Linked DNA regions of Homo sapiens: regions 2 and 3 are each linked to region 1. Evidence: chromatin loops called from intact Hi-C (ENCODE). Cell type or tissue: Caco-2. All regions are shown on one strand.

Region 1 (8,000 bases):
CTTTTGTAATATATGTCTTGCCTTCACAAGACCCTGGAGGCATTATCTCTTACCTTTATCTGTGCTTCCCATGAAGTTGGTACAGTGCTTGCTCCCTATAAGCACTCAGCTAATGCCGATTCATACAGCATAAAAGTTTCTAAAACTTGGTAGGGGATAGAGTCTTTTTTTTTTAAAAAAAAAAAAAAGGGGGGGGGATCCAGAATAACAAGATGTTCTAGACTTTAGAACAGTTCATATGGCTATTAGGTCATCCTCCGAGATTCACATTCTTGTGAATGTGGTACAATCTTGAATGTTTTTAAGGAATCCTCTGGCTCTGGGTTTGTCTAGGCAATAGAAAATGAAGACTCTAACCCCAAGGAGGGCAAAGCTCCTGGGAAGTAACGTGAACACCTCATCTCACCACCTCTGCCTTGGGAGTCAACACAAATTTATCTTTAAGAAAAAGCAGACATCCTAAAGAACTCCAGGGCCAATGGAGGACCCTGGCCTTCCTCGGAAGCTGACACAGAAGGCTAAACCTTGCTCACTCTCAATCTAATTTCCCTAAGCTCATTTTTAACCGGTCAGGTCACCACAACCCAAATAGCCAGCATTCCCACAAGAATAGGTCCAGGTCAGGATAGCTGTATTTATTGTATTAATAGTATGATACCCACAATAAAGGAAATGAGAAGCCCATCCTCCCATCATGAACTCAGCCCTGCACTGACCAAACCCAACGGAGCAGTCAAGGAGCCACAATTTAAGACAATGACATATTAAACTGAGGCAAGAGGTGAGAGACTAAAACTGCATTTTGAGGAATCATTAAAAGAAGCTGAGGGTGTTTGACCAAGAAAAGAGAAGGCCTGGTAGCTGCATTGTAGAATTTGAAGGAAGAAAGTATATGAAAGATGTTGACCATTCCAAAGCCAGACAGATGGCAGAATTAGAAGCAGTGAGTGAAACATATACAGGGCAGATGTCTTAGTCTAGGTTCCTTAGAAAACAGACTCTAAGGCAAAGCTTAGGCATTACTGCTTTCTCTGGGGGCAAAAGGTAAAAAAAAAAAAAAAAGACATGCATGGCAAGGAAGGAGGGAGAGCAAGAAAAAAATAGTATGTTATCAGGCTGTACACAGCTTCCCAAGAAACACCGCTGGTCACACGTCTCTGCAGAAGCAGGGCAGGCACTGCACTATGCAGCAGTCAGCAGGAAGAAGAGGAGCTAGTCATTTATTTCCCGGATACTTCCTGACTCTTCACTCTCCACATGGCACAAATATCCCTACACTTCTTTTTGTTTTGTTTTGTTTTGAGACAGAGTCTCACTCTGTCACCCAGGCTGGAGTGCAGTGGTATGATCTCAGCTCACTGCAACCTCCGCCTCCTGGGCTCAAGGGATTCTCCTGTCTCAGCCTCCCCAGTAGCTGGGACTCCAGGTATGTGCCACCATGCCCAGCTAATTTTTGAATTTTTAGTAAAGATAGGGTTTCACCATGCTGGCCAGGCTGGTCTCAAACTCCCTATCTCAAGCGATCCGCCCTCCTCAGCCTCCCAAAGTGAAATACCCCTAAACTTCTTAGTAACCTTCTCCTACCCCTTCAAGGGGCACTGAGAGAACCAGAGCCTCAGTGGTGCAGCAGGATCTGATCTGGCCCAAGCCCTGGAGTTGCCACAGCTCCTACCACAGAAAATGTGACCAAGGCTGTGCCAAAGCCCAGCCGTCACACCCAGGAAAGTCAGAAACTACTGAGTGTAAGGAGATGAGGTGGCCACAATGGCAGTGGCGGCCAAAGCTTTATAACTGCAGGAATGGCCAGAAGCTGGGCTAACAGCCGAGGCTGTGGGGATGGGTTCATAGACCACACCAGAACATTAGGTTTTAGTAAGATGTCAGTTTGAAACCATTTAACATTTGAAACCATCTAACGATAGAATTAGCCAGTGCTTTTCAAACATTACGTATATATGAGTACCCAGTACCCAGGAATCCTGTCAAGGGAAGATTCAGATTCAGCAAGTCTGGGATAGGGACTCAGATCGAGCATTTCCTACTAACTCTCCAGGGATGCCCCGTTGCTACCCCCAGGCTACACTCTGAATATTAGGTGAATGTTCTGCTTCACAAAGTGGTGAGTTTTACATCCCTAGGTGTGTTTTAGCAGATCCTGAATTGATTGATCTTCTGTCACAAAAAGTCAGGTATTTTGCAGAAAAGGTCTCCTGCCTGGGAATAAAAGGTTGAACTAAATGACCACTGTAGAACTTTCCAAATCTAAGATTTTTATTTATTTACCAAAACCTGATGAGCACTAAACCAATAATGAATGATACATTAGTTTAAAAAGAAGAAATGCCTAGCTTTAATCTTATTCATTGCTCACTTTTCAATGACTCCTTATCAAATCCAAAGTACAATTAGCCAAGATCCTGATTGAAATTTAGAGCTTTACCTAATGACGACTGACCAGAAATGGATGTAATTCAGTCAGTAACTAATATGAGTGATGTTTTTCTCATCATCTCCCTTTCAAAATCCTTCCTCAACCACAAGAAACTCAAGGAGTAAATGCAGAGATGTTAAAAGGTATAGACAGGACATCTAGGATTATAGGATTATTAGAGACTGTCTCCTCCAGACTCTTATCAAGCCTGAGTTAAGTGTAACGTGAAAATTCAATCCTTTCACTTCATTCCCTGATGAATGAAAACCAAAAGAAAATCTCAATCCAGACGCTTAGGAATGTGAGTTTCTAGACAGCTGAGTTTTCTAGCAAGATAAAAGCTAACGCTTTAGAACTAGATATATTTTTCCTTTTTGTCTAATGATTTTATTCTAATTATCACTTAGAACTGCCGTACAAATTTGAATTCGCCACTTCTCTTCACTTTTCAATTAATTTATCAAGTTTTCATATTCCCTATTATCAAGAGGCACGGTATCGGCTTCTTTAAGCCTTCTCCATGTACACACTGGGCTTTGTCCCTGGATGCTGAAGCCCTCACACTCCAGGAAGAGAGAGCTGCTTAGTTTTCAAGGCTGGGCTGGGAGAACCCGCATATAATTCTACGGAGTTATAACTGTCACTGCTCCTCTCTGCCACACGGTGGCACTGTTGAAGACTGGCTCTACCCAGTCATGCGTGTCCGCTGCTGCAGAGCCTCTGCCCGCCTAGACCCAGGTAGAAATTTCCGTGGCTCCCAGAGGAAGGACGGCCCCATCTCCCAGGGCTGAGCTCAGCCACGTGGTTGCAGCTCTTCCTTCCTTGCACTCTCGTGCCGCATACGCCAGCTTCCCCAAATGCTGCCCACCCCCGAGGGATGCCGTTCAGGACTCTTCCAACATTCACCACTTCTCAGATCCAGAATCCTTTTCTCTCTTCCCTCCCTCAGAATGGGGTGTATAGTTGGATTTTAAACCTTCAAAACACAAAAGTTCTTATTACAGCCCTCTTTCCTGTACAACCTACACCAACCTCTCTCAGGAAAGCTATCCTCAGTGACTCCTAGGTGCCCTTACCCAGCCCCAGCCTCCTATTCACTTTCCTGACTTCTTAGACAAGATACACTGAACACAATTTAACTTTTTGTTAACAAAAAGCTTTAACAAAAAAGTCTCACAGCCATCATTATGAACATCATAGTTTGGTTTGGTTTGGCCGTGGGATTTTTTTTAAGGTAAGCATACACGTGTCTTTTGTATTAGAAAAATTATAGATTGGAGACATGATTTGACAATCCTATTGCAGAACTAATATTTTGGGGAGATCCTTGATTTCTAACCCATCTCTGGCTGGGAAGCACATGCTCTTTGCAGTTCACCATGTGGCCTCCCCACCTCCCTGCCTCACTGCCTCTCTACCCAGGACTCTCTGACATATGCCATCACTTCTTCAGTCTTACTCACTTCTTTTTTACATACATATCTTTATGCTTCAGCTAAATTTAACTATGACCATTTCTCCAAAAACAAGCTATAGTTTCCCATCTCTGTGCCTTTGCTCATGTTGTTCCTATTTTCCTAAATTGCCCCTTATTTTATCCCTGCCTTTTGAAAGCTTAACAACCCTTTGAGGTCCACCCACACACTAAATCCTCCTCCAGGTTTTTTATAATCCCTCCCGCTGAATGTGATCTCTTCCTCCTTTGTACTTCCACAGCAAATTATGCATTATCTCTTTTAAGATAATTTCATTCCTACATTGCCAACATTTGAGATGTTGACTTCAGTGAACATAGAATTTTAATTTTTTTTCTACAGCATTGAGAATAGCATCTTATACTTAGTAAGCATTTAGTAAATACATACTGGATGGAATTTCATTGCCAAACGCATACTTGAACCTTTAGTAAAATTCTTCTGCTAATCTAAGCTTGGTCCCTTTTAGCGTACTCTAATCGCATGAGGATTAAATTCAAAAGAGAAAATATAAAATAGGAAAAAAAGGAGGATACTGAAGTTTTGTATAGGTTGCAAAAGTCCCAAATGGTTCTGAGAGCTAGGAATTTCTACTTATACGTTCAGTGACCTCACGGCATAGAAGAAAATCATCCATGTTTGCAGCTGAGAAAGATAAATGGGGAATTGGGGGATGTAAAAATGGGGGTGTCATTTCATAGAGCTGATCACTCTCTCTTCTCTTGGTTCCCATGATGACACTCTTGCTTTGCTTTCCTGACATCCAACTGATCCCAGTTCCCTCTCCTCAATCTCTTGATGCTGGAGTACCCCAGAACTTAGTTCCACCTCTTCTATTGTTCTCCATCTACCCCTTCTTCCTAAGAGGTTAACTTTGCCACATGAGCAACTTACAATCCACTAGAAAATGACTGATAAGGAGCACTGATCTTAACCATCATAATATATTTCCAGCTTCTGACATTGGCACAGAGACTTGCAGGCTGTGAGTGACAGGTGGCAGTGAGTGTATAAAATCAGAACTTTAGTTCACCTAGGTGTTTCTTTGGGCATGTGATGATTTGTAAGACTTGTGAATAAAATCAAGTGCATGTTTGAGAACCAGCCGTACCCAGTGATGTGTATCTCCTGCTTCAAAGAGCTTTTGCTGGTCTAGACCCAGGTAAAGATTTCTTTTACCTGGAAAGAAAAGGATAAGTAGAAATGATCCTGAACCAATGTTTTTCCTTCTGCTTTTCTTGATGGTAATCAGAGAACTCCACAGACATTAGACCTCATAAGGCAAGTCACTGTGTGTTTACACATGCCAAATGTTTTGTTCTTTGGAGCCTTTTTAAGAATGGAAGAAAATAAAAAATGCAAGAGCCTTTTATGATCATTTATTGTACCGCTGCTAATTTGAAGCCTGCCACTCATAACATGGGGAATGATGATTACTATACATATAGTACTATATACATAGAAATATATAGTAATATAGATATCATCATATACATTTATATATAGTATATATTATATACAATAATATATAGTATTTAATATATACGATAATATATCGTACATAATATATACGATAATATATCGTATATATTGTTTATACATAATATACTATATATTCCTATTTTCCTAAATTGCCCCTTATTTTATCCCTGCCTTTTGAAAGCTTAACCATCCTTTGAGATATATATTATATAATGTTATATATTATAGCATATTATATATTTTATTATATTATATAGCATACATAATATAGTATATATAAAACAATATATACTATATATAGACATGTCTATATATAGTATATATAGTAATATATGTTACTATGTCTATATATAGTATATATTGTTTTACATATAACATATATAGTAATATATATTACTAGATATTAAAATATATATAAAAATATTACTGTATATTTCTATATATAGTAATCTTATTATATATTACTATATATAGAATAAGATTACTATATATAGAATATATTCTATATATTTCATATATATAGAATATATTACTATATATTTCATATATATAGAATATATTACTATATATTTCTATATATATAGTAATCATCATTCCCCTTGTTATGAGTGGCAGGCTTCAAATTAGCAGTGGCACAATAAATAATCATAAAAAGTTCTTGCATTTTTTATTTTCCTTCCATTCTTAAAAAGGCTCCGAAGAACAAAACATTTGGGATGTGTAAGCACAGAGTGACTTGCCTTATGAGGTCTAATGTCTGTGGAGTTTTCTGACTTTATATATATGTGTGTGTGTGTGTATATATATATATGACTATATATATATGAATATATATATATGACTATATATATATAGTACTATATAGAGTAATCATCATTTAATAATCATTCCACAATGAGAGAAAAAGAGAGAGAGAGAGAGTCTTGCTCTGTTGGCCAGGCTGGATTGCAGTGGCACAATCACAGCCAACACGGTCTTACCTGTACCTCCTGGACTCAAGCAATTCTCCAATCTCAGTTTCTCAAGTAACTGGAACTACAGGTGGTGCCACCACACTTGGCTAATTTTTAAAAATTTTTTGTAGAGATAGGGTCTCCCTATATTGTCCAGGCTGGTCTCTAACTCCAGAACTCAAGCAATTCTCCCACCTTGGCCTCCCAAAGTGCTCGGATTACAGGCATGAGCCATGGCACCCAGCCTTATATATTCTTCTACCATGGAAGTTAGTAGCTTTGTCTCTGGTAAAAAGTCTTTACCCTAGGATACATAAATGCTGGTGTGTGTATGTGTGTGTCTATTTGTGAGTATGTAAGTCTGTGTGTATGTGTAAGTGTATATTTGTGCATGTGTGTATATGTATTAATATGTGTATATGAGTGTGTGTGATGTGTGTGAAATTCTCTCCTTACCCAGTTCCACACACTGATGCTTTGACTGAATCAAACTGCATTCTCCAGAGGTAGCTGCTGAGCTTCCTGATTTTATTCTATACAAAATACCAAAAATACTTCCAAATAAATGGGTTGTTAAGTACCCTTCACTACTTTGGAGGGCTGTGCCTGACTTTCTTGCCACTGTGGGAATTTTACCAATAGTATTGAATGGAAGTCAAATGTTTAAAAAATAAACAAAACTTACTTTCTAAAAACAGCTTCATTTAAATCATTTTAGAAACTATCTTTAAAACCTGATACCTATAAAGAAAACATTTTTATTTAAATCTTCATAGGAGAATATGAGTCATCCAATTCATAAATCCTTTCCTCTTATAGTGAAACTTTGGTTAGTTCAGAACTTCTATTTCCTTGATAAATTACCCTAACATGTCCTATATCTGAAGAACCTAAAATAGCTAGGTTTAGAAAGGAGGAATCTAAGCCACATTATCATGGCCAGTGGTCCCTAAACATTTTTAATTACATACCTCATCAATAAAACACATTTTACCATTTGATCATATTTATGTATATTTATTTGTAAATTATATACATGTACTACTGTATAGATATCATATTATCTATATAGCAAAGTAGAAATAAAATAATTTTAGGAGCCAAATTAAAATAAATGTCACTATTTTAAAATTTTTATTTTTTAATGGCACAAAAAATCCTTTCTTCTCCTCTTAGAGATCTTATTATTGATGGTAATATTTTCAGTGGCAGCAGTGAATTGAATATATTTCATTTTTTGTAAAGTCTTGGTTTGTCTTCATGTTCTGAAAGCATAGTTTCAAATGTCTTTCTAGTCATAATGGCTTCACACTATCATTAATTAATAACTCAAGGCATAATATACAATGACTAAGGCACATGGCTAATGAGACTGGATGTGAATCTATATTAGTTTGTTACGGCTGCCTTAATAAAGAGCTAAGATTGGGTAGCTTAAACAGCAGAAATTTCTTTTCTCACTGTTCTAGAGGCGGGAAGTCCAAGATCAATCAAAGTGTTGGCATCGGTTTATTGTGAGCTGTTCCTGCGAGGGAAGGATCTGTTCCAGGTCTCTCTTCTTGGCTTGTGGATGTTTTTCTTCTCCCTGGGTCTTCCCATGTTCTTGCCTCTATTCATATCTCTGTGTCCAAATTTCCTCTTTTATAAGGACACCAGTCA
Region 2 (8,000 bases), 400 kb after region 1:
GTTCTTTTTGCTCAGGAATGCTTTGGCTATATCCAGAATATACAAGGAACTCAAACATCTCAATAGAAAATGAACAATCCAATTTAAAAATGAGCAAATTATCTGAACAGACATTTCCCCAAAGAAGACATACAAAAGGCCACCAAATATATGAAAAACTGCTCAGCATTACTAATCCTCAGGGAAATGTAAATCAAAACCCCAATGAGGTATCATCTAACCTCAGTTAGGATGACTATTATCACAAAGACAAAGAATAGCTAATGCTAGAGAGGATGTGGATAAAGTGGAACTCATGTACTATTGGTGGAAATATAAACTAGTACAGCCATTATAAAGTATAGTATGGAGGGTCCTACAAATAGAACTGTTATATGATCCAGCAATCCTACTACTGGGCATTTATCCAAAGGAAAGTGATACGGTTTGGCTGCGTCCCCACCGAAATCTCATCTTGAATTCCCAGCATTGTGGGAGGGACCAGGTGGGAGGTAATTGAATCATGGAGGCATCTTTTTCGTGTTGTTCTCGTGATAGTGAATAAGTCTCACGAGATCTGATGGTTTTAAAAATGGGAGTTTCCCTGCACAAGCTCTTCTCTCGTTCCACCGCCATCTAAGAAATGCCTTCCACCTTTTGCCATGATTGTGAGGCCTCCCCAGCCACGTGGAATTGTGAGTCCAATAAACTTCTTTCTTTTGTAAATTGCCCACTCTTAGGTATGTCTTTATCAGCAGCGTGAAAAGGGACTAATATAGTAAACTGGTACCAATAGAGTGGGGCATTGCTGAAAAGATACCCAAAAATGTGGAAGCGACTTTGGAACTGGGTACCAGGCAGAGGTTGGAACAATTTGGAGGGCTCAGAAGAAGATAGGAAAATGTGGGAAAGTTTGGAACTTCCTAGAGACTTGTTGAATGGCTTTGACAAAAATGCTGATAGTTATATAAACAATAAGGTCCAGGCTGAGGTGGTCCAGGATGAGGAACTTGTTGGGAACTGGAGCAAAGGTGACTCTTGTTATGTTTTAGCAAAGAGACTGGTGGCATCTTGCCCCTGCCCTAGAGATTTGTGGAACTTTGAACTTGAGAAAGATGATTTAGGGTATCTTGCAGAAGAAACTTCTAAGCGGCAAACCATTCAAGAGGTGGCTTGGGTGCTGTTAAACACACTCAGTTATAAGCAGAGCATAAAAGTTCAGAAAATTCACATCCTGGCAATATGATAGAAAAGAAAATCCCATTTTCTGAGGAGAAATTCAATCTGGCTGCAGAAATTTGCATAAGTAATGAAGAGCCGAATGTTAATCTCCAAGACAATGGGGAAAACATCTCCCAGGCAGGTCAGAGTTCTTCATGGCAGCCCCTCCCATCGCATGCCTGGAGACCTAGGAGGAAAAAGTGGGTTCATAGGCTGGGCCCCAGGTCCCCATGCTGTGTGCAGCCTAGGGACTTGGTGCCCTGCATCCCACCTTTTCCAGCCATGGCTGAAAGGGGCCAATATAGAGCCCAGGCCATAGCTTCAGAGGATTCAAGCCCCAAGCCTTGGCAGCTTCCAGGTGGTGTTGAGCTTACAAGTGCACAGAAGTCAAGAACTGGGGTTTGGGAACCTCTCCCTAGATTTCAGATGTATGCAAACGCCTGGATGCCCAGGCAGAAGATTACTGCTAGGGCAGGGATCTCATAAAGAACCTCTGCTAGGGCTGTGCAGAAGGGAAATGTGGGGTTAGAGCCCTCACACAGAGTCCCTACTGGGGCATCGCCTAGTTGAGCTGTGAGAAGAGGGTCACTATCCTCCAGACCCCAGAATGGTAGATCCACAGACAGCTTGCACTGTGTGCCTGGAAAAGCCACAGACACTCAATGCCAGCCCATGAAAGAAACCAGGAGGGAGGCTGTACCCTGCAGAGGCACAGGGATAGAGCTTCCCAAGACCATGGGAACCCACCTCTTGCATGAGCATGACCTGGCTGTGAGACATGGAGTCAAAGGAGATCGTTTTGGAGCTTTAAGATTTGACTGCCCAGCTGGGTTTTGGACTTGCACGGTGCCTGTAGCCCCTTTGTTTTGGCCAATTTCTCCCATTTGGAGTAGCTGTATTTACCCAATGGCTTTATTTACCCAATACCTGTACCCCCATTGTATCTAGGAAGTAACTAACTTGCTTTTGATTTTACAGGTTCATAGAAGGAAGGGACTTGCCTTGTCTTGGATGAGACTTTGGACTATGAATTTTTGATGTAATGCTGAAATGAGTTGAGACTTTGGGGGACTGTTGGGAAGGCATGATTGGTTTTGAAATGTGAGGACATGAGATTTGGGAGGGGCCATGGGTGGAATGATATGGTTTGGCTGTGTCCTCACGCAAATCTCATCTTGAATTCCCATGTGTTGTTGGAGGGACCTGGTGAGAGGTAATTAAATCATGGGGGCAAGTCTTTTATGTGCTGTATAATGTGAATGGGTCTTACAAGAGCTGATGGTTTTAAAAACAAAAGTTTCCCTGCACAAGCTCTTCCCTCTTGCCACCACCACGTAAGAAATGCCTTTCACCTTCCACCATGATTGTGAGGCCTCCCCAGTCATGTAGAACTGTGAGTCCAATAAACTTCTTTCTTTTATAAGTTGCCCAGCCTTGGATATGTCTTTTTCAGCAGAGTGAAAATGGACTAATTAAAAAAGGAAATCTGTATATTTGAAGAGACATCTGTATCCTCATGTTTATTGCAGCTCTATTGACAATAGCCAAGATATAAAGTCAGTTTAGATGTCCAACAACAGATGAATGCCTTTTTAAATGTAGTCTGTATACACAATGGGATATGATTCAGCCATAAAAAAAGAAAGAAATCCTTTCATTTGAGGCAACATGGATGGAACTGGAGGGCATTATGTTAAGTGAAATAAGCCAGAAACAGAAATTTAAACACTACATGTTCTCATTCTTATGTGGAAGCTAAAAAAAGTAGATCTTATAGAAACAAAAAGTTAAACAGAGGATAGTGGAGCCTGGGAAGGATGGGGTAAGGGAGCGACAGGGAGAGATGTGTTAAAGGATATAAAATTACATATAAAGTTACAGCTAGATAGATAGAATAAGTTCCAGTATTCTCTACCACTGTAGCATAACTATACTTAATAATAATATATAGTCTTAAATAGCTAGAGGAATGTTCCCAACACAGAGAAATAATAGGTATTTGAGATGATAGATATGCTATTTGCCCCAATCTGATCACTATACACTATGTGTCTCAAAACATCCCTACATACCACATGAATATGTACAATCATTATATGTCAATTAAAGAATAAAATAAAAACATGTTCAAATAAATAAAATTAATTTGGAAGCCTAGTATCCAGGTTGAGCAAGTAAGTTGAAAACAGTAGGACCATTGAAGATGTGAAGAAGTGATGAATACAAGAATCCTTATAATTAAGTAGGTTATGTGCCTTAAAGAAACTCTGTGTGACTCTGTAGAATAGTAATCACTGAAATGTGTAGTTACCAAAAGCAGTGAAACAAGATGACACATGTTCAGTTTCTCTAGAAACAAACAATTAGTTGTGTGGAAGAAATGAAATAATAGAGTCCAGACTGTCCTGACTGTTTGTTCCTGGGGCAGAGGTTTTCTTCAGGATAGCACGGCAGGGTGCATCTTCCTAATACCTGCTGGGTGAGAAAAAAGTGGAGATTTGTAACCCCCATCAAAGAGAACCTCACCTTCCTACTTATTAGTGCCAGAAATAATTCCTCCAGGGTCATCCTTGGAGGAACAATGGAAAGAGGAGGAGGAATCAAGCCCAGCAATGCCAAGACGTCACTGTTTCAACACACTCACACCTGCCTCTTTTGATGAAATGACACTTCAGGGGGTCAGAGGTGGGCTTATTCTTTCAGCTATGTCCTGAATGAACGCACAGTAGGGAGGCCCTAGTTCTAAACAATTGTGAGCAATTATTGACTGTAATAAAAACAAAACTGCCATCAAAAAAAACTGTTCCTCGTTGCATGCTACCCCTCCTATTCCTTAGAAGTTATTACATGAAATGGACTTGCCAGCCCAGTATGTTGTCACTCTTGCATCTTCACATGACTCTGCCTCGTTGTAATCATCACCACCTTTTTTTTTCTTGAGTCCTTGAAGCAAGAATGGATCAAGGGAATAATTTAATTCTAGCGCCCTCTGCTGGTCCTGTAGAAGGGCAAGATGTCTGAAACTACATCAGTACTTGCCACATTGTTCACTACCGAAAAGCCGTTTTATTATTTTATTAACTCCAGAGACGTCACATTTTGAAATTTTTCTTTCAGAAAAACTCTGTCTATTACGTATTTATTAGTCTACCAGTTTGCATCTATTAAAGTCATAGAAAACTGCCAATCAGAACTTGTGACCAACATGCAGTAACCAAGCTTACTACACAAAGGTTATGTATTTCTAGTTCAACATAAAAATTCATACTTTACCTAGCCTGTAAAATATTGTTGGTAAGTGTGCAATTTCTGTGACTTTTTAACATATTGCACATAACTTAAGGACCTGGTTCCTACACAGAGATCCAGGGACCCCAGGTTTTGAACCATAGAGTCAGAATGTCTATCTCAGTACCTAAACAACAGGCATGTTTCTGACATATTCTTACTTTACTAGTAAGCACTTCTGGATGATCGCTAAATGTTTCTTGTTACTTGCATATAATTCTTCAAATTACTTTGGTGTGTTAACTGGTCATATCGTGGCCTAGGTTTTCAGGTAACAGGTTAGCAACAGCGATGAACAGCAGAGTGGGGGTGGAGATGGTATCTAGGAGGTGGCATACATAGGTACATGATTAGCGATATCTGAAATCCAATTCTCAGTTGCCTTCTTGCCCCATTGCCCTCCAACTGCATTACAGGATGGTCTCACAAACAGAAAGTTGATGTATTCACAGGAGAAAAGAGAGGGAGATGGCACAACATGGTAGACTCAGCAGAGTATGTGAATGGGGCCCGGGGGGAGAAAGGCAGGGGAGTGAGACAGTCAAGAAATAGGGGAGGGATAGCATTAGGAGATATACCTAATGTTAAATGACGAGTTAATGGGTGCAGCACACCAACATGGCACATGTAATATATATGTAACAAACCTGCATGTTGTGTACATGTACCCTAAAACTTAAAGTATAATAAAAACAAAGAAATAGCCAAGGAGGCCTCTGAGGCCAGAGACTCATTGTTCTCACCATGGCGACTGACACAATACCTGAACTCATACTAGGCTCTCAAACATTTGGAAAATTTCTGCAGGTATCATGCTTACTTCTCCTAGAAAAGCTCTTAGCTAGGTACAAAGCTTTACCACTGACACTAATAATCAAGACTGCTAAGATGATAATCAAAAGTAGCTTGTTCAGTGGTAGAATTGAGCTTGCTATGTGGCTGTATTTTGTACAGAAATGGCTGTATGTTTTCGAAAAAGATGAATGTGTCTCAGAGTGATTTTCAATGTGTGATTTTTTTCTTTTAAAGTAAAATTTCATTGCAATATAACATGCAAATGGAAAGGTACACAAAGTGAACACAACTACCTAACCAGAACTCAGATCAAGAAACAGATCATTCCAGCACCCAGAAGACCTCGTTGTGTCTCCTTCCTGTCATTCGCCACAGCCCCATCCCTGCTATCCTAACTTCTATGCCGTAGATGAATTTTGCCTATTTTTATAATATACACACATACACATACATGAATATATACTCTTCTGTGTCAAGTTTCTTTTGCTCAACATTATTTTGTGAGGGAAATTCATGTTGTTAGTTGCAATTTATTCTCATTGCTATATTAATAAATGTACCACAATTTTTAATCGATTCTTATGATGAGTTGACTCCAGTTACTATTCTAGCTACTGTTCTGAATTGTGCTGGTATGAGCATCTATACACATTTGTTTTGCATGCATATATACCCTTTTTTGTTAGGTATTTGCCAAGTGGTGTAATTGCTGGATCACAGGACATAGTATGTGCATACAATCAGCTTGCACAGGTGCTGCCAAAAGGTTTTGCAATGTGATTGTGCTGATTTTGTATTAGTTTTTGTGCAAAGCTAGATGCCAGAGATGTTTAGAGAGGATAAAGAACAGGGAGTGAGAATATTGTCCCTAGGCCTATGATTTGGAGCCTAAGGGGATTTGATGGAAAAGAAGACAAAATAATCCTCAAAGGGATAGGCCCCGCCAATCATCAACTAATCACTGGAGTGGATCTGAAAGTCTACTTCCTAAGGGTGAGAAAGGAAGGCAGAATCATAATGCAAAAGGCAAAGGAGAAGGAGAAGATAAGGAAGAGGATCAAAATGGATGCTACCCCCAAATGTGAAGGCAATGCTAAAAATTTACCATCATTAAAAAGTGGCATTGTAGTGTCTCAAAACCCTGACCCCAACAGGGAAAATTAGAACCAGACTGCAGCAAAATATGAGGCCTGTAGTATACATTTGTATTGGTCTCAAAGTTTCATAAACTTGTTTGGGGCTTTGTGGGCACTCAGAGTTATTAACCAGGACAGCTCCTCTTTGTAATTTTGGAGTAATGCTTTTTACCACTGCTAGTATTCACAGGAAAACAATAAAAGCTTATTTTTGAGCTTCTCCATAAGATTTTTTTCTTTATTTCTTCTAAAAAAGAAAAAACAGGATACATGTGCAGAACATGTAGGTTTGTTACATAGGTATACATGTGCCATGGTGATCTGCTGCACCTATTTACCCATCCTCTAAGTTCCCTCCCCTCACTCCCCACCCTCCAATAGGCCCTGGTATGTGTTGTTCCACTCTCTGTGTCCATGTGTTCTCACTGTTCAACTCCCACTTATAAGTGAGAACATGTGGTGTTCAGTTTTCTGTTTCTGTGTTAGTTTGCTGAAGATGATGGCTTCCAGCTTTATCCATCCATGTTCCTGCAAAGGACCTGATTTCATTCTTTTTTATGGCTGCATAGTATTCCCTGGTGTATATGTACCACATTTTCTTTATCCAGTCTATCACTGATGGGCATTTGGGCTGGTTCCATGTTTTTGCTATTGTAAATAGTGCTGCAGTAAACATATGTGTGCATTGTCTTTATAGTAGAATGATTCATATTCCTTTGGGTATATACCTAGTAATGGGATTGCTGGGTCAAATGGCATTTCTGGTTCTAGATCCTTGAAGAATCGCCACACTGTCTTCCACAATGATTGAACTAATTTACATTCCCAACAGTGTAATAGCATTCCTATTTCTCCACAGCCACACCAGCATCTATTGTTTCCTGACTTTTTAATAACCATTCTGAGTGGTGTGAGATAGTATCTCATTGTGGTGTTGATTTTCATTTCTCTGATGATCAGTGACGTTGAGCTTTTTTTCATATGTTTGTTGGCCATGTAAATATCTTGTCTTGAGAAGTGTCTGTTCATATCCTTTGCCCACTTTTTGATGAGTTGCTTGTTTTTTTCTTGTAAATATGTTTAAGTTCTTTGTAAACTCTGGATATTAGACCTTTGTCAGATGGGTAGATTACAAAACTTTTCTCCCATTCTGTAGGTTGCCTGTTCACTCCGGTGATAGCTTCTTTTGCTGTTCAGAAGCTCTTTGGTTTAATTAGGTCCCATTTGTCAATTTTGTCTTTTGTTGCAATTGCTTTTGGTGTTTTTGTCATGAAGTCTTTGCCCATGCCTATGTCCTGAATGGTACTGCCTAGGTTTTCTTCTAGGATTTTTATGGTTTTGGGTTTTACATTAAATCTTTAATCCATCTTGAGTCCAATTTTTGTATAAGGTGTAAGGAAGGAGTCCAGTTTCAGTTATCAATATAGCTAGCCAGTTTTCTTAGAACCATTTACTGAGTAGGAGATCCTTTTCCCGTTGCTTGTTTCTGTCAGGTTTGTTAAAGATCAGATGGTTGTAGGTATGTGGTGTTATTTCTGAGGCCTCTTTTCTGCTCCATTGGTCTATATGTCTGTTTTGGTA
Region 3 (8,000 bases), 420 kb after region 1:
ATCTTTGCATAGATGACACTCCAGCCCCACTGGTGTTTTTGGTGTTTCTCATGCATGCCATGGGCATTTCCACCTGAGAGCCTTTGAACTTGTTGTTTGCCCTATCTGGAATGCTCTTGTCTGGATCTGTGCGTGGATGGCTTTCTCTCATCGTTCAGGCCACTCTTCAGAGGCCTCTCTCATCATTCAGGCCACTCTTCAGAGGCCTCTCTCACCAGACATCCTAAAGGAGTTCCTCAGGCCTTCCCCTTCCCTCCTCCATGTCTTATTTTCTTCCGAGCACATATTTCTACTATTTTCTGATTTGTCCATTCTTTTCCTGACTTTCTCCCCAGAAGAATGTAAGTCCTCTAGGAGCAGGAACTCTGGCTTACTTGCTCACTGCTATGGTCCCAGCACCTAGAGCCGCACCTGGCACACAGTAGACGCTCGAGAAGTGTTTGTTAGAGAGCTGAGGAAAGGACGGTGGTGGGTGGCCTGTCTGGGGCTGCTGGATAGGGAGGCCAGCTGCTCCACCTGTCCAAAAGGAAGCACACACACTCACAGGCATGCTGCAGGCCTCAGGGGAGCACACCAGGGCATTAACAAAGCCATTCTCTCACCAGGGCTTCCGTGTTGGGTCCACAGTTGAAAGAAAAAATTATAGGATTTGGGCTGATGGTCGCATCTGTCATGTACCAGCTGGTTTTCAAGATAGTGAGGACAGCCACAGAGCTTTCTCATTTTAGGTACAGCAACAGTTTCCCCACTCATTTTTAATGATGATTTCTTTGCTTTTCTTTGAAGTGTATCCACAGCAGGTGGCCTGTCCTGTTTCCAGGAGTTGAAAGATGGGTGTGGGGAAAGTTGACAAGCCTTCTAACAGCAAGAGGATGAGATCACTGGTCCTGGTTCTTTGCAAGATAATATGGTGGACTTTGTTAAGATTAAAGGCAATCACTATTTATGTGCTTCAAGAATTTTCAAGAATTTTAGAATGAGTGAAACCTCCCCCAGGGTCACCTAGTTCAACGTTCCACCAACTGTGACACTTTTCATGACATGGTTAATGAATAATTGTCTGGCCTTTGCTAGAATAGATTCAACTACACCACAGGGCAGGCAGCCACTATTTTACTGCTGAGAAAACTTTTCTAAGGAGATTTCCAATTAAATTGATTCTTTATTTTTCTTTAAAACACCTTTTCTGTGGACAGTTGGTGGATATTTTTAAGTTTGGGATTTGGACCATATGGAGTAAAATATTTAGAAATGTTTAGAGCTATTTTGTCCCTTCTGAAAATGAGATTGAGAATAACCTGAGAGAAAATATAACACCATTGGCTTTCCCATTCATAAACACATTCTGCTTGGCACTTCTCTGACATTCTGTGATGTGAGGGAGCCTAGAGTTTATATTTCATTTGCACATTATCCCACTGCGATAGGAAATTATTTCTCCTTGGCCAACTCTTATCATGCAGATTGCTCTAAAATCAGATTACAGCTGCTTGTTTTGATTGATTAGTTAGTTCTGCCTTTTAAAAATCACTTATGTCTCTTATCAGTGAGAATAAAGCTAAGAATGCAATTGCAACATTTACTTACGGGTTTCTAAGGGTGTTTTAACAAGAAGCTGAGCAGAAACAGCTCCTGTATAAAAGCGAAGCAGAAACAAACTTCTTCACAATTATCAGTAAATCCATCAAATAACCCAAGGAGACACAGAATTTTTATTTTATTTTATTTTTTACTTTATTATTATTATTATTATTATTATTATTATTATTATTATTATTTGAGACAGGGTCTCGCTCTGTCGCCCAGGCTGGAGTGCAGTGGCGCGATCTCCGCTCACTTTCAAGCTCCGCCTCCCGGGTTCACGCCATTCTCCTGCCTCAGCCTCCCAAGTAGCTGGGATTACAGGAGCATGCCACCACGCCCAGCTAATTTTTTGTATTTTTAGTAGAGACAGAGTTTCACCCTGTTAGCCAGGATGGTCTCAATCTCCTGACCTCGTGATCTGCCCGCCTCGGCCTCCCAAAGTGCTAGGATTGCAGGCGCAAGCCACAGCGCCAGGACAACACAGAATATTATTAAGTGAAATGAAGTCCAGCTTTACAGCACTGAGCAACCATTAAGTGCCAGTTTATTCCAGGAGCTGCAGGGGATGGAGGACGAATAGAACTTTGAAGTTCACACTCACAGGGTCCAAAGTAGACGCCTGCATCTCTGTCCATCCTCCCCTCAAGGGAAATCATGTAGTGTATCCACTTAATGTTCTGGCCAATTATAGCAGTAATTTAAGGGATAAGAGAAGGAGAGGCAGTAGCTATTGGAGATGCCATGTGTATCCTAGGCTCTGGGTTGGACATTCTGGTGTGAGTCCAGTTCTGTACTTGCTGGCTTTTTGACCGTGGGCACATTTTTTTTAACCTCTCTGTATTTGTTTCTTTGTCTGCAAAATGGTAAAACTATTTTCCTTGCAAGGTTTTTGAGATTAGAGATCACATATGTAACGCTCCCAGCCGAATGTGTAGCTCTAGGTCTTCAGGGATGTGGCAGCCGCCAGGACTGGGTTGGTTTTTCCATGTCAAGGGCCATCCTATCCAGCTGCAGGCATGCTGGCTAGGCACACAACATTCAACGGTTTTTAAGTTTGTCTTGCTGGAAGGTGACCGTGGAGGATCTGCGCCAAGACAAGCTGCTGAGGCCTCTTCTGGTCCTGGGTTCTTCGGCAAGGGCTGCTTCTGTGCAAGGGGGAAGACTCAGGGCACAGGGCTGCAACTCACGCAGCGCAGACAGAAGCGCTGAGAAGGCGGCTGAGAGGAGGCCAGAGAAGAAAATCCTAGATAATGTGTTTAATTTGATCCGTTCCCTGGAGTCATTAAAATGCATCCTCCCCTGGACTCTCAAATTCTTGAGCTGAAATAATCAGTCCAACAGGCTTTTTTTTTTTTTTTTTTTTTTTTTCTGAAAATAATGAAAGCATACTTTATGATGCGTTCAAAATTCTCAGGCCTGTTGAGATACTGCCCTCTAGTGTTCAGGGATGGGCGCAACCTCTTTGGGAAACTGCTTGGCCGACCAGCTTGTTAGCTGATGCATCTCCAAAGGAAAGCTAAAAAAATGCAAGGCTGACCCCAGATAACTCGTTCAACATAAGGGGTTGAGATGGGGGTGGGGATTCAAATTCCTATTCCCGTGATAGAGAAACACAAAATTTTCTGTCGCTTATTTTCAAAGGGACCCCACCTGAATTCAGAGGGAATTATTGACCTCTACGGCATCCTCTTGCCAAGGGGGAAGAAAAATACTCGAAATGACTGACACTTTCCTCCCTGTCTCTCTTCCTCTAGCTCCCTTCCATTTATTGAGCAGCTACCAAAGCATAGCCGTCAAAATATGGACACAGGCAGTCTGAGTTCACAGGCTGGCTTCACAATTTGCCATTTGTGCAAATTAGGGTAAGTGACTTAATCTCCCTGTGTCCCACGTTTTTAAATCTATAAAACAGGGATAAAAATTTTACCTACCTCATAGGCATATTCTAACAATGCATGAGATGCTTGGAGTACATTTAAGGTACTTTGAACAAGACCTTTCACACTGTAAACATTTAATAAAATAAGTTATTATTAGTCGTTATTGTATCCTTCTCTGTCTCAGGCTTTGTCCTAGGTTCCTCGGGAGGCAGCTGGGAAGACAGGCATGGCCCCTGCCCTCATAAAACATATATCCACAAATCCTGGGCTTCAAGCTGTCAGGGATTTTATCCATACTGGAGGGCAAAGAAGAGTAAAGCTCCCAAAGTATGTTTTTAAAAATCCAAGAGAAAACAATTTATGATAGCTCAAGAGCCCGCTAGGAAATATTAGTGCCAATTTTCCCAAACAGAGGTAGAAGTTCCACAGGTATGTCTCTGGATGCCTTGAGAACTTCTCCTTTTCTCAGACATCACTAATGAGATACAATTCTCCTTCTATTTCCAGAGTTTATCCACACCTTTAGCTAAAGGGCAACATTAGCCTTCAGATATTGAATATGGAGCTACTTAACTTGAGTCATGCTGTCTTTCTCTGCTTAAAATTCTATTCCTTTGCCTTTCAGAATTACAGTCTCCAGGAGGCCCCTGCTAAAACACACATGTTCTTAGATATGTTTATTATTATTCATCCTTTATATGTTATTAATCTTTAACACCAGGTATGAGATTAATTTGTTAATTCCTTCCTAACTTGATGGCTAAATTCAGGGACGTTTAGGATGAGTGCATTTTTAAAATAACTTTTTCTAATTTTAAAAATACTAAATGCTCATTGTAGAAAATGTAATAGAGAAAACCCTAAAGAAGAAAATTATCCCCACCATGAGACAACTAATCTTAACATTTGATTCTTCTTTCCAGCTACATAATTATGGATTTATCTATAATCAATAGGTCAGCTGGAATTGCATGGACTTTGAGGTCTGGATAAAATGATGCAAACCTTAGTTCTCTCCTTGTAAGAGCCCAAAGCCCTCCCCTAAATTTCTGCAGATGGATGAGGATTTTATTTTTTCACAGTTGGCTCTTGGTTCCAGCTTCTGCCTCCATAAATGTTACCCTGCTTATTACCAGGTCTGCCCCCTTGCCCAATGCACACAGTTGTGCATGTGTGAGTGCATGCACAAGCACACATGTACATACACACACACACACACACACAGTTCATATTTGTGCCTGTGGTAGGCTGACGACCAGAGAGTAAAAGTACATTGCAGCATACAGCTTCAAATAAAACATCAGCCAGGCCTTCCGCACAATGTCCTTTGGCCATCCCCACTGCCCCAGGATCCCCACCAGCCACCATATGCCCTACTGTCCTCAGCCTGGAAATACCTCTGGGCTCTCTTTCCCTGATTCGGGGCTCATGCAGAGCAATTTAGCCACTGCCTGCTGTTTCTTATACTCCTACCAACTCTTCACCCTCAGGCCTCTCCTTCTAAGTCAAATGCCTCTATCAAATTATTTTCTTTTTCTTTCTCTTTTTTTTTCTTTTCTTTTTTTTTTTTTTTTTTTTTGAGATGGAGTCTCACTCTGTCGCCCAGGCTGGAGTGCAGTGGTGCGATCTCGGCTCACTGCAATCTCCGCCACCCGGGTACACACCATTCTCCTGCCTCAGCCTCCTGAGCAGCTAGGACTACAGGCGCCCGCCACCATGCCCAGCTAATTTTTTTTTTTTGTATTTTTAGTAGAGACGGGGTTTCACCATGTTAGCCAGGATGGTCTCGATCTCCTGACCTCGTGATCCGCCCGCCTCAGCCTCCCAAAGTGCTGGGGTTACAGGTGTGAGCCACCGCGCCCGGCCTATCAAGTTATTTTCTAAAGCAGAACAGTTTCTCCCTAAAAGGAATGTTGCTATTAGTAGTTAAAATAATGAAATTTATACCCTTATTACATTTTTAATGCTGTGTATATCGTATAGTTTTGTATTGTTTTTCAAGCAAACAACATTATGAACATGTTACTGTGTCAAAAATTATTCAAAAAAACCCACATATTTCATCATCAAAATGAGTACGTGTTCTTGGAGGAAGGGGCAGGTCAGAAGCATAAAGGACATGAGAGGGCCAGGCCTCCATGGGCACCCTAGGACTGAGGTTAGTTATGGGAGGACATGGTGCTCCTGTCTCCCCTGGGGAAAGGAACAACATATTACAAAAAAGAAATAGGAAGCAACCTTGGAATATTCCATAATTTAGCTTAGGCCAAGCTCTGTTAAGGGGTGGGACTAACATTATCCTCAGCATAGCTTTTGCTGAGACACTAGAAATTTAGAACATTCTGAATGTGATTGAAGCAAGAGATAGAATAATAAATCCAATTTATTTAAGGTGACAATGCATCAGTTATGATCTATGCTAATGTACCACATAGGGCACACAGTTGGAAGTAGACGCAGTGAAGATAGAATTCGGGAAATGGTGGTGCTTACCTAGCTTTTTACAGATTCTGAGTGCTAGAATCTTCATATCCACAAGGTCCCTCCTGAATGTGTATTTATATAATAGTACCTAGAAGGGTTCTTTAAGTCAAGGCTTTATGACGATAACAGGGACCTTGCAAGAAATTAGACTCATATGAAATTTACTATATAACAACAATGCATTGCAGTGAATCCTCACCCCGTCCTGCCTCAGCCATCAGGACTGCATGGGATGCTATGTGGCACAGGTAAGGGTGGAGTGGCGACCTTTCTCTGCTGTGTCTCATACTGCTCTTGCCCCTGCCATGAGACTGAGGGTGTACACTTGCTTCAGGGCCCTATTAAAATCAAATTTCAGAAATGCTTGTTTTATACTTACTTTAGTTGTATCCTTTAAGCAATTTCTATGAAGGGGATCATAGAAAATCCCTCAAAAATCCTTCTCGATCTGACACTTTAAAAAAACCCACAAACTTAATGAACAATTGCCTTGGTATCCTCTCCTTGTATCTGTCCCCTGTTCTTCTGCTTTCTCGAATTTCTGATGCAGACTCTCCATCTGGGATCTGTTTGATGACTCTCGGCCACCCCTTTTGAATCCAATGCTGTGGCCTGTCCCTGGATTCCCAGGCCTTTGTCCTGGAACTTGCTTTCATACCCCCATTGCTCTACATCCACGGGCACAGGCCAACTCTATGCCTTTTCCTCCTGTTTTGGTTAGCTATGACTACATAACAAACCACCTCCAAATTTCATGGCCCAAGACAACAGAGCCATTTATTTGTTTACGATTCGGCGGCTTGACCAGGTCTCAGGGGGCAGAGCTCACCTCTGTTCACGTACGGTCAGCTGGGACAGCTTGACTGGAATTGAAGGATCCGCTGCCACGTCAGCCTTCCTCATGTGGTTGGCAAGTTGGTGTTGGCTGGTGGCTGGGATTCAGCCGGGGCTGTCAGCTGAGGGCTTGAGTTCCCTTCCCCCAGGCCTCTCCATATGGCAAGGTTGGGCTTCTTGTGGCATGGCCATCCCAAGAGAGTTGGACTTCTAACATGGAAGCTGGCTTCCTCCAGAAAGCAAAAGTGGAAGCTGCCAGGCTTTTCAAAGTCCAAAAACATCTCTTTCACCACATTTCATTGCTCAAAAGAATCACAAGGTCAGCTCTCATTCTAAGGGAGAGAGAACAGACTCTCCTCTTGATGGAAGAGTGGCACATGAGAGAGGAGATATTGCTGAAGCTATCTTTGGAAATACAATACTCCGTACACACTGACACACCCATGCCATCTCCATGCCCGGCCCTAACTTTCAGAACCCCAGCACAAAAATGGGACTCATGTGCCTTTCTATATCCAGACGGATTTTAGACAGAAAGACCTTGCTTCAGTCTTGCTTCAGACTTGCTTCAGAAGACCTTCCTTCAGAAGACCTTGCTTCAGACCCAGATTTCAGGGAATATGCTATCAATTTGTTATGAAAATGGCTGTGAAAGACTGCAATACTTTGTCTTTCTGGGCTGAGCATTCTGGGACCATGTGCTTTGGCAGCATCTTTCTTCCACGATTAACCTTCTCCTTTGCACTGTGGTACCCACGTGGGGTGTTTTAAATTCCCCTTTTCAAATAGTATCAGTTCCTGTTTGCACACCGAACTAAAAATGGATTTTACCATTGAGCTACACCATGACTTATAACACCATTCGGTGTCCACCTACAAACAGAAGGTGGGGCTGACTGCCACCCACAGGCCCCTGGGGCTCAAGCCTGTTCACACTGGGCATGCAACTTTTCTGCTATGTGTGAGGGCAAAACAAGTGAGATTCTCTCAGTGAGAAAGACCTGAGTGGTATGTTTATAAGTATAGGAGAAGCTGGTATTCCCCTAATTGTTACTATCTAATAAACTACCCCCAAAACTTAGTGCTCTAAAACCATGTTTACTATATTTTACAGGTTATGTACATCAGGAATTCAGTCAGGCTTGACTGGGCAATTCTTCTGCTCTCCTCTTACCCCGAAGACATCAGTGAGGTCACTCAGTGGTGTTCAGCTGGCAG

The links. A loop is a pair of places that touch in the nucleus more often than their neighbours do. Peaks named below come from ENCODE experiments on the same cell type or tissue, not always from the same donor. Only the 100,000 strongest peaks of a DNase experiment are listed, where the experiment ranks them.
Region 2: a loop joins it to region 1, with 9 times the contacts of the local background. A loop is called at or near these places in 49 of 110 quality-filtered maps.
Region 3: it touches region 1 in a loop (11-fold over the local background); 22 of 110 quality-filtered maps call a loop at or near these places.

What each region holds. Positions count from the first base shown.
Region 1 is chr14:25,128,099-25,136,098 of GRCh38, reverse strand. All of the region lies in intron 3 of LINC02286 (long intergenic non-protein coding RNA 2286), which reads left to right. Among named protein-coding and RNA genes, the nearest start is that of LINC02286, 24 kb to the left of the region's middle. RefSeq lists silencers at 2,991-3,040, 2,942-3,236. In Caco-2, a CTCF peak has its summit at 3,099 (motif pointing right); a DNase peak (open chromatin) is centred at 3,148; H3K4me3 peaks cover 215 bases.
Region 2 is chr14:24,731,287-24,739,286 of GRCh38, reverse strand. No RefSeq gene overlaps it. Among named protein-coding and RNA genes, the nearest start is that of GZMB, 100 kb to the right of the region's middle. In Caco-2, a CTCF peak has its summit at 4,217 (motif pointing left); a DNase peak (open chromatin) is centred at 4,166.
Region 3 is chr14:24,705,613-24,713,612 of GRCh38, reverse strand. No RefSeq gene overlaps it. Among named protein-coding and RNA genes, the nearest start is that of GZMB, 75 kb to the right of the region's middle. In Caco-2, a CTCF peak has its summit at 3,013 (motif pointing left); a DNase peak (open chromatin) is centred at 3,042.